Regions from separate parts of the Homo sapiens genome. Here region 1 is linked to region 2. A link is a contact called in ENCODE Hi-C or POLR2A ChIA-PET data. All regions are on one chromosome and are shown on one strand. Each heading gives the region's core, a stretch centred on a gene start or an enhancer-like site at or near the end of the contact. The rest is flanking DNA. Distances are from core to core; before and after follow the strand shown.

Region 1 (4,350 bases), core at 1,665-4,164, 110 kb after region 2:
GTACCCTGAGAATATTTTATTTTTGTATTCAGTGCCTTTTCAAATTTTCTGTTTTATGTAAAGCTGTGTTTGGGGCATTAACAATGCATAACGATAACCACTTAACAAACACTGCGAAGGGAATCTGAAGTAGGTGGCCTCTAGGGTGGGGGAAGAAAGAATAGAAAGATAATTCTCTGAGACCGAAGAAATATTTCCCTAACTATGATTTCACAGTAAAAGTTTCCTAATAAAAAAATGTTGTAAAGGAGGGTCTTTTAAAAAGTGGTCTGTGGTCTGACCCCTCTTCAAATTTACTTTTATGACTAATGTTGGGTGACCAAGCAATTATTATACTACTGAAAAATCTCATTAACTGCCTGAAAAATCAGCCAGTAAAGTGGGCCATGTCTGGTTTCTGCTCAACCTCATAAAACCTTTGAAGTCCCATAAGCGACCACATAATGACAGTAGAACTGGGGATGCCTCGACAACCTTCTTTCCTTCAGTCCCTCAGCTCGGCTCTAGAAGGCAGGCCCTGAACACCAGGGATTTTTGCCCACTCTATTCACAGTGTCCCTGGCACGTAAGAGGTGCTCAGGAAATATTTGTTAAGTAAGAGAAATTTAATTATTGTGATATCTGAGGGATTAAAGCCAAAAGTTAACCATAATAATATCCTAGATGATTTGAGGAAAATAAAACATTTATGCTGGGAACTTTTTTTAGATAAGATGTTAACTTGTATTTTCTTTCCCTGCATATTAGATCCCTTTTCTTCTCTCTGTTGAAGCCAGTAGCATGGGCTGAGCCTGTTTCCTCAAGGGCTCCATAAAGTCATATCCCAGCAAAAAGCCTAGTATGGTGTTTCTAAAATTACCTAACCTTTGTTGCAGACAAAATATCCTTGCAATAATCACGAAGAGAGAAAGATTTTCTCAAGCCAAGAAAGAGATGGTCAAGGCTGGTTGGAGGCACGCTGGTAAGAATGGAGTTCTGTGGATCTTGGAGCAATGAATATTTGTCAGAAGCAGATCTTTGGGGCTGGCAAGAGCTCAGATTGGGGATGGTTACAGTTGGAGGAACCATGAGCAGCCTAGAGAAGACCCTTATGCACCAAGTGTGGTAGGGGAGCCCCAGAGTCAGGAGCGCCTGTCCTGTGGGCACAGTGAGCTTGAGACAGCTGTCTTGGAAGAAACATTTGAACAGGGCTTCACACTTCCAAGGTCTTGACCTTCCTCAGACCCCCTGAACACAGGTCTCAGAGGAGGGAAGGGGAAAGTCAAGATACACTGAGGTCAAATGGTCCTGCAAGGGTATTAGTCTGTTCTTATACTGCTGTAAAGAATTTATCGAGACTGGGTAATTTATAAAGGAAAGAGGTTTAATTGATTCGCAGTTCAGCATGGCTGGGGAGGCCTCAGGAAACTTACAATCATGGCAGAAGGGGAAGCAAACACGTTCTTCTTCACACGGTGGCAGGAATGACAAGTGCCACGCAAAAAAGGGAAACCGTCTTATAAAACCATCAGATCTCACGAGAACACGCTCACTATCACAAGAAAAGCATGAGGTGACTGCCCCCACAATCTCATCGCCTCTCACAAGGTTCCTCCCCCAACACATGGGGATTACAATTTGGATTACAATTCAAGATGAGATTTGGGTGAGGACACAGAACCAGACCATATCAGCCAGCTATGCAGGAAGGGGTCCCAAAATACCATTTAAATTAGCTCATAGAAAATATATTGCTCTTTCTTCTGGTACAACGTGAGTTTTTGAATGGAGATTTGCACGGAGTATACATTATTTTAAAGCAATGCATTTTAGAGCAAACACAGATATACTTCGTATTCATATGAATTTATAAAAGCAAATTCATACTTCAAAGAAACATCATGCTCCCTTGGGCTGTGACTTCTGTCTCACTCAACTATCGGTTCGATGAAGCAGAAACTGTGTTTTGCCTGTAATGTCTTCCCAGGGCCTGACACATCACCTCACTCAGAGGAGGTACCAAATATTTGTTGAAATAATAAATGAATGCATGACCTCCTCTGCATGCATTCAATAGAAAATTTTCAGATATTCTCAAGATGATGCAAAATATATGTACACACCAGGCACTATACCACTGTCTATTTTTAAAAACATGGTTTTCTTAGGCAGATGTGTATCATTAGCAGGTGTAACTACGAATGATCCTATGGGTCTGATGATATGAGCAGATTAAACACCCTCTCACATTCGTTTGCATTCTCTCTTGGAGCCAGACTCTGAATAAAACAAATATTAGCTCTCTGCCTTTTATATGTTGTTTTCTTCTTTAGGTTCTTTCCAGCCATTCTGTGTCCAAATGGCTTTACAGTAGTGTATCTTCAAGATGCCTATTCTTTATACTTTTACTTTCCAACCATTCCCAATCTGAGAAACTTTTTCTCATCCAGTGCATGTCAGTACCCGGTGAGATAGATATATTTGGTACGTATCAGTAGAGGCATATTCTGTTGCTTTCTTCTCAGCACAAATCATAATTAACACCTGTCAGACTGGAGACAGTGATATGTGTACTTTGAGCATGGCTGAAGGAAAGGGAAGACGTGGGTATAGTCAGGGATAGCATCAAAACTTTGTACTCCCTGCAAGGGCAGGGGCATCCCCAATCAGAGCAGCGACCACAGCAAAAAGCACAGCCTCCCCTTAAACTACCAGCACAGCCTCACTGGTGTGCACCACCTGAGCATCCCGCCAGGTACCCGTCATCAACCCAACTCATCACCTCCAACGGAACAACCAAGAGGTGCGGTGTTATCACGGGTACGGATCTGCTTCCCACCTTTCACCAGAATACCTCCATGGCCTCTCCCTCAGCCCATGTGTTGACTTTGCCTGTCTTCAGCTTTGCTGCTATTTTAAACTTGGCTTTCCTGGTCAGCCTGGTGCAATCAGACCACAGGCACGAACCCTTTTACGACGTACCTTCCGCCCAGCCCTTCCCCTTCATTCTCCTGCCTCCACCCCAATCCACGTCCTATCTCCTTGCACAAGAATGACTGTAACAGCTTCCATACCCTTGGTCTCTCTGCCCCTGGTGAGTCCATTCTTCACACCTCTTGGCGTTAGTCTAATTAAAACCCTGTCTGTTCTGTCCCTCTACTATTCAAAAGATTGTAGTGGCACTAATTGCTCTAAGGAAAAATTCCAAATTCTTTGGAAACTTTCAAAGCTCCATCTTCCATTCATTCAGGCAACAAGTTTTAATTGAGCAGCCACTGTGTTGCACATACACTTTTAGGTACTGGGGATTCAGAGAGGAAAAAGGACAAAGATCCTTCCCCGTTTTATGGAGCTTTATCTACTCAGTCAGGCCCTCACTGGGACAGAAACACATACCAAGCCCATGACTGTTTGGGGCTTTTGTTTGTCTTGTTCCCCTTTCTTTCTGACTCACTTTTAATACTTTAGAATTCATCAGTATCCTTGGAGCAGTGTGCCAACCTCCCCTGTGGAGCAGCTGCCATTCCCATGGGCTCCCTCCTCACAACAGACCTGTCCTACCAGGACCAGAAAAGAATGTGACCCTCCAGCTGACACTTTTTACCCCTTTTTCTTATTGTACTTAGGTTTTCATATTGCTTGTTGCTCCACTAAAGTATAAGCCTCTGCCCATGGGACACGGCTCTGTTGGGCTTGTTCTCTGCTCTGTATCCAGCAGCGAAAACAGTGCACAGCATGTAGTGTGTGTCAACAGATATCTGTTGAATAAGTCAGGGAAGGAAGAATAAATGCATTGCCATTCTTAAATGGCTTTTCTTGCATTAAATGATTGTATTCTAGTTTTCTGTAGGAATATCTATAGGTCATAATAATGATAGCTGATATTTATGGCATGCTTACTAAGTACCAGCCATTGTTCTAAGCAATTTTACCCATACTATTTTACTTCATCCTCACTACAATCCTTTGATGTGGGTTTTGTTATTATACCCATTGTAAAGAAGAGAACACTGAGGCACAGTGAGCAATTCACCTAGTCTAAGATTAAAATGCAATTGGTTCACCCACAATACAAGCTGTTCCCAGTATAATGGCATGTATATTCATAACCACCTTGTCTTAATTACCTTGGTGTATCATAACAAAATACCATGTATGGGTGGCTTAGAAAACAGAAATATATTTCTCACAGTTCTGGAGGATGAGAAGTCCAAGATCAAGGTCTTGGGCAACCTTATTCACATCCTGATGAGGGCCCTCTTCCTGGCTGGTGGATAGCCACTTGGCAAAGACAGAGAAAGAGAGAGACAGAGAGAGAGAGAGAGAGAGAGAGAGAGCACTCTGTTATTTCTCTTTATAAGAGCACTAATC
Region 2 (4,500 bases), core at 118-2,617:
ATATCTATAATTTATATTGTTTAATTGGTGATTTCCAAAATCTCGACTGCCTTAAGTATCATTTCTGTTATTCTACTAGAAACATCCGGCTCAGGGATTCTCCACCTTAACCCTATTGACATTTTGGGTCAGATGAGTCTTTGTGGTTGGGGTTGCCCTGTGCCTCACAGGATGTTTTCCCACTAGATATCAGTAGCACTCCCTGGCTCCAGATGGGACAACCAAAGTGTTTGCAGACATTCCCAAATGTCCCTTGTGGGGTGGGGTAGGGGAGTGGTAAAATTGCCCTGCTTGAGAACTACTGAATTCTAACTGCATGTCCTGCCAGCCATTTGACCTAAATTAAATTCTTCCCCCAAATATCCCATTTTTCTCACTTCCTTATTTCTCTTTGTGGGTCTAATTTTTCCTCAGTCGTTCAAGCTCAACATGTCTGTGCTATGTCTGACTCAGCCCCCACCCCCCATCCTCCACACCCAACCCATCACTAAGACTCATAGCATTGACTTCTACTCCCAAGCCCCTCCTTCCCTTTCCTGTTTATCTTTTAGATTCTGGCCTCTGTGATCTCACATTAACGCCAATAGCTTTTTTCTGGTTTCCCTATCATTAATTCATCCTATCCAGTGATGATAGATAAGGTTTTCTCAAAGGTAGCTTGTAGTATGTTCCTTCTTTCATTAGAACCTTCAGTGTTTCCCAATGATAGACCAAATTAAGTACAAATTGCTCACTCTTGCATTTCAGAGCCTCCACCATATGGCACCAACTCCCTTTCCAGTCTCAGTTCACACATCTCCTCTACAAGTACCAACAGGGTGGCTCACTGCTCATCAAAAGTGGGCTATGCATATGCCCTGATGCCTTTTTCTCATGCTGTTACCTCACTTGGTGAGTTCTCCTCCACAATGTTCCCCTAAAAAAGCTCACTCTTCTTTCAAAGCCAGTCTGATATTCCACAATATTCACAAATCATTTTTTTCTGGTTGACCCAACAGAATGTATTCACTTTCCCATCTGAATCTCTGCAGCTGTTCATACTGCCTCTTCTGTCAGGTTACACATCATCCCCTGGTATAGCCCGTGTAGTGTTAATAGTATCTGCTTTGCCAGATTGTAATCTTAATGATGGCAGAACTATGGTCATATTCTTCTTCATACACTCTAGTATTTAGCACAGCTATATGCATTTTAGATGTTCTTAATTATTTGTCTAAATGAGTAATAACAGTGAACTTACCTGCTTACTATCTTAACACAGTTCCTCACCATTCTTTTCTTAAATAATTGGTTTCTCAGCTGGTCTTTTGACTCATGTCTTTCCAACCCATTCTCTGCCTGGTACAAAAGTCACTTTCCAAACACAAGTCTGATCATGCTGACCCTGACTGAGAACTTGGAATGGCTCCCGTTGCCTAGAGGATGGGTGCAAACTCCTTGGTATGACACACAAAGCCCTCTGTATTCTGGCTACTGTGGTTTGTCTCAGCAGTCCTCCCTCCAACTGCATTCTTGCGACATGCTAAGTTTCCAGTTCCAGCTGTCACGCTGCTCCTTTCCCCACATCTCCCATACCTTTGTTTGTACTGCTCCTTCTGCCAGGAATGCCTTCTGCCAAGAATGCCACCTACAACAGCTGTTTACTTCTCACTACTATGCAAGGAGGGCCCTGGCCTTCCACACCATGAGCCTCCTTCCAGGGGCATCCACTGGGCTCTGCACGTACTCCTGCCACAGCTCCTGTAATATTTTGCTGTGTTGACTTTTCATGCCTGAATCCAGCTGCTCACAATGAGCACATAGAGCAAAATGAACTGTGTTTTATAGTCCTTTGCCTTTCAGATGCCTAGATAGTGCTGACAATGGAGGAAGCTAATGAAAACTATCTTGCCCAATGACTGATGAATGGATGAATCCAAAGCAGAAAACCAGTCTATTCTAGTCACCAACTAGAAGAGTTTGTTTCATAGATTATGTATGTCAGTGTTTAAAATGCCACCAACAAACTCTGTTTATTTTGTGAGACCTGAATGTCTGACATCATTAAGAGGAGAGATCAGCTGAGCGAGTCTATTAGCCAGTGTATTGCCATTTTCAGTTTTATATTTAAAAACTTTTAAAACCACATTAGATATTTCCCTGACTTGGTCAACAGGATATTCCGGAAATAATGTTACTCTCCTCCTATAATGGAGTTATCATTATGAGAATACATTTCTATATGAGTTTTAATTAATTTATGCCTACAGGTACCATAAAGAAATCACTCACTGCTGTTTATCTGTCTTTCTCTGTTTATCTGTTTATCTGTTGCCAGTTTATCTGTCTTCCTCTCTGCTTCCAGTAAGTTTTGTTTTCTTTTCCTTTCCTTTCCTTTCCTTTCTTTTCTTTTCCTTTTTCGTTTCCCTTCCCTTCCCTTCCCTTCCCCTCCCCTCCCCTCCCCTTCCCTCCCCTCCCCTTTCTCTTTTTCTCTTTCTCTTTCTCTCTTTCTCCCTTTCTTTCTTTCTCTTTCTTTCTTTCTTTTCTTTCTTCCTTCCTTCCTTCCTTTCTTTCTTTCTTTCTTTCTTTTTTCTTCTCTCTTTCTTCCTTTCTTTCCTTTCCCACAAAGTTTTGCTCTGTTGCCCAAGCCAGAGCACACTGGCACAATCTCAGCTCACTTCAACCTCCGCCTCCCTGGCTCAAGGTATCCTCCCACCTCAGCCTCTGAAGTAGCTGGAACTACAGGCATGTGCCACCATGCCCACCTAATTTTTGTAATTTTGGAGAGACAGGGTTTTGCCATATTGCCCAGGCTGGTCTCAAACTCCTGGGCTCAAGCTATCTGCCTGCCTTGGCCTCCCAAAGTGCTGGGAATAGAGGCCCGAGCCACCATGCCCAGTCACAAGCAGGTCTTCTTCTTCATTCCTGTTAGGATATCTACTTAAAGCTTCTCTCCACTTTGCCCTTGAACTACTTCTTGACACTTTACCTCTGTCCTGCATTAATCTTATGACTCAAGGGAGCTGTTAGGGAAACCAGAAAATCAAAGGTGTTAAATCACATACTGTCTCAGCCTACTTGCACTGATGTAACAAAATGCTGTAAACTGGGTAGCTTATAAATAACGAGATTTGATTATTCTTAGCTCTGGAGGCTGTGATCGTGACCAAGGCACCTGCAGAGAACCCCCTTCCTAGCTCATAAGCATCCATCTTCTCGTTGTGTCCTCACATGGTGGAAGGAGTGAGGGGTCTCTCTGGGGTCTCTTTTGTGTGGGCACTAGTCTCATTCATAAGGGATCTGCCCTCATAACCTAATCACTTTTTAAAGGCCCCACCTTCAAATACCATCACATTAGAGAACTTGGCTTCAATATGTGAGCTTGTGGGGAACAAATCATTCAGTCTATAGCACGTACCTAGTCAGACATTTATGAGTAGGTACTGTCCTGAGATGAGGATATTTCTGTCTTCTGAAAAAATATGTGTGAGCTGTATAGGAACTGATTTGTTTGTGTTGCAATGGCTGGTATGTGTATTTCTGGTTTAAGCTCTGATCCTAGTTCTTAATGCTGCCAGAAGCCTGACCATTTAGGGTTCACCTGCCATTGGAGAGAGGGAATTCAGCATGGTCAATGGAAGTTGTTTTACATTTACATTTTGTGGCCTAATCCTAAAGAGTTGGAGTGGAAAAACAGGTGAAGGACAAACCTTCAATTCGATATGCCTGGTTGAAAAGAGGTTGGAACTGAAATAATAGCAAAGATGTTGTAAAAAGCAAAACAAAACAAAACTTTCAAAATAGCATGAACAGAAGTTAACAGATTAGAGATGACCAAGAATCTACAAAGGCAAATCTTGGAGTTATGAATAATGGAATACAAAAGGAAGTCTATACCTGTTGTAACTATCAAGGATGAAGTAAAAATGTAACTTCATCATCTTGAAAACAATTGAAAAAAATGAATAATTACAATTAAGTCATAGTTGATATATATGGCATGCTTAACAAAATAACTCGCTTTCCAACGAAAAGAAATATACGTTCAGAGGAAGGAATCTATCCAAAAGAAAGATGCAACAAAGTTGAGACTGGAAGGAGTCATGGCAGGCCCTGGTCTCTGAATGGTGAGAACTAATATTTACCAGGCCTGTACTATACGGCGGGCCCCATCTGGAGCAACTCAGGTGGGGTCCACATGTCTTATCCCTCAACAGCCTAGTTCAGACATGTCCTTCTGTGGCAATGGCATTGAGAAAGATTGCAAGTAGTAATGTGCAGGTGCGTTTTCAAGCCTCCGCTAGCATCCCATTGTTTATAGCAAGTCATAGGACCAGGACCAGGCCCAGAGTCAGAGTGGGTGGGCATGACAACATTACGTTCCTGAGGGTGTGACAGAGGGTGGGACAAAGAATGGCCCCTGTTGCAGCCTATCATGCTGTAGATGAGATCAGTTGGGTCACTTACAGAAGGTCATCAACTTCTCAGAGGCAGAGCCTGGATTCAAACTTAATCTTTCTG

Evidence for each region. A loop is a pair of places that touch in the nucleus more often than their neighbours do. ChIA-PET counts read pairs that join two places held with the same protein, here RNA polymerase II (POLR2A). Pooled maps may share reads with other maps.
Region 1: a map of PC-9 shows a loop between it and region 2 (8-fold over the local background). The contact joins two enhancer-like sites. A Hi-C loop is called at or near these places in 1 of 168 maps with a recorded cell type or tissue (PC-9) and 1 of 50 pooled maps. POLR2A ChIA-PET finds 5 or more read pairs at or near these places in 1 of 52 experiments (A549).

The regions. Positions count from the first base shown.
Region 1 is chr13:106,101,022-106,105,371 of GRCh38, forward strand. No RefSeq gene overlaps it. Among named protein-coding and RNA genes, the nearest start is that of LINC00460, 270 kb to the right of the region's middle. RefSeq lists an enhancer at 1-140. Within about 2 kb of position 2,915, at least 5 of the 41 ENCODE cell types and tissues checked have a DNase peak (open chromatin) inside an H3K27ac peak, as active enhancers do.
Region 2 is chr13:105,990,289-105,994,788 of GRCh38, forward strand. No RefSeq gene overlaps it. Among named protein-coding and RNA genes, the nearest start is that of LINC00343, 290 kb to the left of the region's middle. Within about 2 kb of position 1,368, at least 5 of the 41 ENCODE cell types and tissues checked have a DNase peak (open chromatin) inside an H3K27ac peak, as active enhancers do.